Regions from separate parts of the Homo sapiens genome. Here region 1 is linked to region 2. Evidence: chromatin loops called from intact Hi-C (ENCODE). Cell type or tissue: PC-9. All regions are shown on one strand. Links, peaks and the distances in the headings refer to the core of each region. The heading gives the core; the rest is flanking DNA. Region 1 overlaps BORCS5 (BLOC-1 related complex subunit 5). Region 2 overlaps BCL2L14 (BCL2 like 14).

Region 1 (2,909 bases), core at 153-2,652, 290 kb before region 2:
AATATCCTTCAATGTCCCCTCCAATATCCCTAAAAAATATTAAACCTAAATGTATGCTTTAAATTCAGGGCCCTTGAGTTTTTATCTTTCTAAATCTTTACTGCCTGCATTTTCCTATCCTTAAACCTTGGCTCATTGCTTTCTTCACTTGTAACTGTCCTACTTTTGCATCTCTAAATATGCTTTCTCTTAAGGACACCTTTGATCACTACCGCTAGCTCTCAAGAGCTACTGATCCCCTGAAATACTACAGAAGCTAGTGAATGCACTACTCATTTGGTTTACATACAATACCCTGTGCTGTGGGCATGTATTATCTCCCAAATGAGACTTCTTGAGAGCAGAGGACCTGTGAGCTATCTTTTCCCCCATGACATCTAGTATACTACCCTAATGCTTAATTGCATTTACTGAGTACCTACCAAGTGCCAAGCTTTGTGCTGGGCCCTAAGAAATCCACGATGTCTAAGACAAAATCCCAACTCTTGGCTGGGCATGGTAGCTCATGCCTGTAATCTCAGGACTTTGGGAGGCTGAGGCAGACAGACCACCTGAGGTCAGGAGTTTGAGACCAGCCTGGCCAACATGGTGAAAACCATCTCTACTAAAAATACACAAAATTAGCCAGGCATGGTGGTGCGCGCCTGTAGTCCCAACTACTCGGGAGGCCGAGGCAGAAGAATTGCTTGAGCCTGGCGGGGCGGGGCTTGCAGTGAGCCAAGATCACACCACTGCACTCCAGCCTGGGCAACAGAGCAAGACTCCGTCTCGAGAAAAAAAAAAAAAAAAGGACAAAATCTCAACTCTTGAGAAACCTGAGGTGTGACGATAAATGCTTCTCTGAGTACAGAGATAGACTGAAAATCGTTTTCTCTCCAAAAAATTAAGGTCACTAAAAAGTTTCCTCCGGTAGTAAGATTTGTCCTTTTCTGTCCTGATAAACACTAAAATAAGTAATTCTAGATTACTAACGTGTCACAGAACATGTATATTTCCCAATCAGCTTGTGCTTGAAGCAAGCTGTGACTTAGTTTTATGAGAAATGCAGGTGCTACAGAGGAAGCCTTATTAACCAAAGGCCTTTGAAAAGACTGCACCAGGTTGCAGCAGTTTCAACAAGCTTACCAATTGTTTTAGTCTAGTGACATCTAGTGGTAAAAGTGTTGTTAAACACAGGACTGCTATAAATTTAATTACTACACTAAAGGAAGGCCATCTTATTTTAAAAATGGCAAAATATGAGAAAGACCTATGGCATTTATTATTAATTTGCCTTTGGCCTATGTAACTGTTAACTCTCTGTTGGATTTATTTTTTCCTTCTCCTATGGCTGAGAAAAATTAATTTTGACATAACATAAGATTTACTGAAATAAAAAGATACTGATTCTTTAAGTTAGAGAAAAGCCCTCAATTAAAAAAGATTGAAGAGCAGGCCAGGTGCAGTGGCTCACGCCTGTAATCCCAGCACTTTGGGAGGCCGAGGCAGGTGGATCACGAGGTCAGGAGATAGAGACTATCCTGGCTAACACTGTGAAACCCCCTCTCTACTAAAAATACAAAAAATTAGCCGGGCGTGGTGGCGGGCGCCTGTAGTCCCAGCTACTCAGGAGGCTGAGGCAGGAGAATGGCGTGAACCCAGGAGGCAGAGCTTGCAGTGAGCTGAGATGGTGCCACTGCACTCCAGCCTGGGCAACAGAGTGAGACTCTGTCTCAAAAAAAAAAAAAAAAGACTGAAGAGCAAAGCAATCCCAATTGTCACCTGTTCCGAAAATCCTGCAAATCAAAACAGACTTTTTGTTCATAAATATTTACTTACTGACACTTTCATATACTGCTAAAAATGTTTAGAGACAGGATTACAGACCAGGCATGGTGGCTCACACCTGTAATCCCAACACTTTGGGAGGCCGAGGTGGGCGGATCATGAGGTCAGGAGTTTGAGACCAGCCTGGCCAACATGGCGAAACCCCATCTCCACTAAAAATACAGAAATTAGCTGTGCGCGGTGGTGGACGCCTAGAATCCCAGCTACTCGGGAGGCTGAGGCAGGAGAATCACTTGAACCCAGGAGGCAGAGGTTGCAGCGAGCTGAGATTGCACCATTGCACTCCAGCCTGGGCTGGACTCCATCTCAAAAACAACAACAACAACAAACAAAAAAAACCATGATTACTAACTTTTGCTGATGATTTTCACCAGTTGGTAGAAGCAAATGATTATCTATCCAAGTGCATTCTTTAAAATGTCACTTTGCATTTCACTGGCTTTCTGTGAAACTGAATTTTGATGGAAAAAATATTTAAACGTTATTAAATACCTATGACTGTGTTGTTGCTGTTGTTTCAGAGACAGGGTCTCACTCTGTTGCCCATGCTGGAGTGCCGTGGTATGACTGGAGCTCACTGAGCCTCAAACTCCTGGAATCAAGAGAGCTTCCCATCTCAGCCTCCTAAGTAGCTGGGATTACCAGCACATGCCACCATGACCAGCTAATTTTCAAATTTTTTGTAGAAATGAGGTCTATGTTGCCCAGGCTGGTCTCAAACTCCTGGCCTCAAGCAATCCTCCTGCCTCAGCTTTCCAAAGTGCTATGATCACAGGCATCAGCCACTGCACCAGGCCAACTATGACAGTTTTAAGATTCCTCTACAGGCCGGACACAGTGGCTCACGCCTATAATCCCAGCACTTTGGGAGGCCGAGGCGGATGGATCACCTGAGGTCAGGAATTTGAGACCAGCTTGGCCAACATGGTAAAACATTGTCTCTATAAAAAAATACAAAAATTAGCCGGGCATGGTGGCAGGCACCTGTAATATCAGCTACTCAGGAGGCTGAGTCAGGAGAACTGCTTCAACCCAGGAGGCAGAGGTTGCAGTGAGCCAAGATGGCGCCATTGCACTCCAGC
Region 2 (2,909 bases), core at 185-2,684:
CAAACTTTTGTCCTCTTTTAAAGGAGAGAAAAGCAAACCTGTATATTATTTAAGCCATGGGTATTTGAGTGTTCCACTGTATATCGCTGAACCTCACCTTAACTATAACATTCCACGTGAGCAAATCGTAGCTATGGAGAAACAAAAGATTCACAAGTGAAAGAGCCTGGGTTGGTAGTCTTTAAAACTGGTGTTATTGTCCATTTCTCTGCATCCTGAGGCCTCTTCCTAACAGAGTTTGGTCTTGGGACATAATCTCACAGTTCCCATGTAAGCCCGGTACTGAGGCCTGGCAGTGGCTGTACAAGGCTACATAGTGACTTACAGTTAAAATAACCCAGGTGAGGCCAGGCACGGTGGCTCACGCCTGTAATCCCAGCACTTTGGGAGGCTGAGGCGGACAGATCACGAGGCCAGGAGATCGAGACCATCCTGGCTAACACGATGAAACCCTGTCTCTACTAAAAATACAAAAAATTAGCCGGGCGTGGTGGTGGGCGCCCGTAGTCCCAGCTACTCGGGAGGCTGAGGCAGGAGAATGGTGTGAACCCAGGAGGCAGAGGTTGCAGTGAGCCGAGATCAGGCCACTGCACTCCAGCCTGGGTGACAGAGCAAGACTCTGTCTCAAAAACAACAAACAAACAAACAAAAAAGAACCCAGGAGAAACCAAATTTGCAAGGCCTGATTTGTATGTGGCAAAATAGAAATAGAATGTGAGGCTCTCTTGGATCACGCTCAATGTAAAACCGACACAAGTAACACAAGTAAAAAACACACAATTAACTGACTAAATGCAAGCGTGAGGAGAAAGGTGATAAGGGAAGATAAGCTGTAAATATGTGTTTAAAGCCTTCTTAGGAGGTAATCATTTTTCATTTTTTATGGAGAATATTATTCAGCCATAGGTACTATTCAGCTATTCAGCACATTAACACATCACCTAAGTGTTTTTGAATGTAATCTTTAATTCTCAATCTCACATAAAAGTTTTCTTTCCCTACTGAAAAAAGAAATAAAAGCTTCTCTTGAAATTTTAGAAAATAAAAAAAATGTCAAATGACACTCCAGTAAATACTGAAATACAGAATGCAATTTATCTCAGGAAAAACCAGAAGACTAAGGTCTGTAAAAGCTTTCTCTGTCTGCTGGCAAAGTCCACAGTACAGGCCAAGTAGAAAAGCCTATTTAGGTGCCTCCAAACTGTTCTTTGCCCCAGAGCCCAGATGCCACCCCCGGCAGAAGAAGCCATGGCTGGGTGAGGGCAGCTGAGGGGTGGGGAGGCAGATGTGGAGGGAAGGACCACAGGGGGCCGCTCCCTCTTGCCCTAGACCTGCCCTAGCTGGGCAGAGTTCAGAGAGCAGATGCCTTGCTGTAAAAATGAAACAAGTCTAGGGAGAGGCCTGGACTTCTGGTGAGTCCAGGCTCTGCTACTTCCTGGATGTTTCCTTGGTAAGCCCTTTTTGTGGGACTCCCATTTCCTCATCCTGTCTGTGCCATGAGGTTCCCTCAGATGATCCTGACCATAACTCCCACTGTTCTAAACATCTGAAACTCTAATGGGAAAAGGGAGTTTCCTTGATCATAGTGAGTGATCTAAAGCTGTCTATGAGTGGGCTGATTCTCCAAGCAAGCCAGGACTGTCACATTTAAAAACTGAGACATTACTGCCACCTCTTGACTAATTATTGACAAGTTACCCAGGCCAATGAAACTCAGCAGGAGGGGGCCTTTCTTTTAAAATCTGGCTTTGCGGCTGGGTGCAGTGGCTCACACTTGTAATCCCAGCACTTCGGGAGCCCAAGGTGGGCAGATCACGAGGTCAGGAGTTCGAGGCCAGCCTGACCAACATGGTGAAACGCTGTCTCTACTAAAAATACAAAAATTAGCCAGGCCTGGTGGTGCGCGCCTGTGATCCCAGCTACTCAGGAGGCTGAGGCAGGAGAATTGCTTGAACCTGGGAGGCGGAGCTTGCAGTGAGCCGAGATTACACCACAGCACTCCAGCCTGGGCGACAGAGCAAGACTCCATCTAAAACACCTTAAAAAAAAAAAAAAAATCTGGGCTTTGGGCACTGGGCTTTGTTGAAGGGGAAGAAGATGCTTATGCCAAGGTGTGCGCATGAAGGGCAACTGTCTTTTTTTTTTTTTTTTTGGAGACAGAGTCTCATTATGTCACCCAGAGCTGGGGTGCAGTGATGTGATCTTCGCTCACTGCAGCCTTGACCTCCTGAGCTCAAGTGATCCTTCCACCTCAGCCTCCATAGTAGCTGGGACAACAGGCATGTGCCACCATGCCTCGCTAATTTTTTTATTTTAATTTTTTAATGGAGACAGGGTCTTGCTATGATGCCAGGCTGATCTCAAACTCTTGGTGTCAAGTGATCCTCCTGCCTTGGTTTCCCACAGTGCTGAGAGTATCGACGTGATGGGCTCTCACTCTGTCACCCAGGCTGGAGTGCAGTGGCATCATCTTGGCTCACTGCAACCTCTACTTCCCAGGCTCAAGCCATCCTCCCACCTCAGCCTCCCGAGTAGCCAGGACCACAGGCGTGCACCACCATGTCTGACTAATTTTTTTGTATTTTTTGGTAGAGACAGGGTTTTGCCATGTTGCTAAGGCTGGTCTTGAACTCCTGAGCTCAACCGATCCACCCACCTTGGCCTCCCAAAGTGCTGGGATTACAGGTATGAGCCTCAGTGCCTGGTGAAAATGTTTCATTAAGTACAATTAATTTTGTCCAACTGAGGGAAGATTTTGTCTAAATGCTTCTCAGTTGTTTTTGTAGGATGGTTTGTACTTTGTCAAGAGTCCTTTTACTCTTGCTCTCTGATCTTCCCATCAACCATACGAGGTGGAGAGAGTGGGGTACCCAATGTACAGATGGAAACACAGAGGCCCTGAGCGAATG

What was found. Peaks named below come from ENCODE experiments on the same cell type or tissue, not always from the same donor. Only the 100,000 strongest peaks of a DNase experiment are listed, where the experiment ranks them.
Region 1: it touches region 2 in a loop (5-fold over the local background); 2 of 110 quality-filtered maps call a loop at or near these places.

Annotation. Positions count from the first base shown.
Region 1 is chr12:12,375,057-12,377,965 of GRCh38, reverse strand. All of the region lies in intron 2 of BORCS5 (BLOC-1 related complex subunit 5), which reads right to left. Among named protein-coding and RNA genes, the nearest start is that of BORCS5, 19 kb to the right of the region's middle. In PC-9, for the core only: CTCF peaks have their summits at 954 and 1,153 (motif pointing left); a DNase peak (open chromatin) is centred at 1,125.
Region 2 is chr12:12,080,700-12,083,608 of GRCh38, reverse strand. All of the region lies in intron 2 of BCL2L14 (BCL2 like 14), which reads right to left. Among named protein-coding and RNA genes, the nearest start is that of BCL2L14, 11 kb to the right of the region's middle. RefSeq lists a silencer at 1,480-1,774. In PC-9, for the core only: a CTCF peak has its summit at 1,675; no DNase peak of the experiment used is centred there.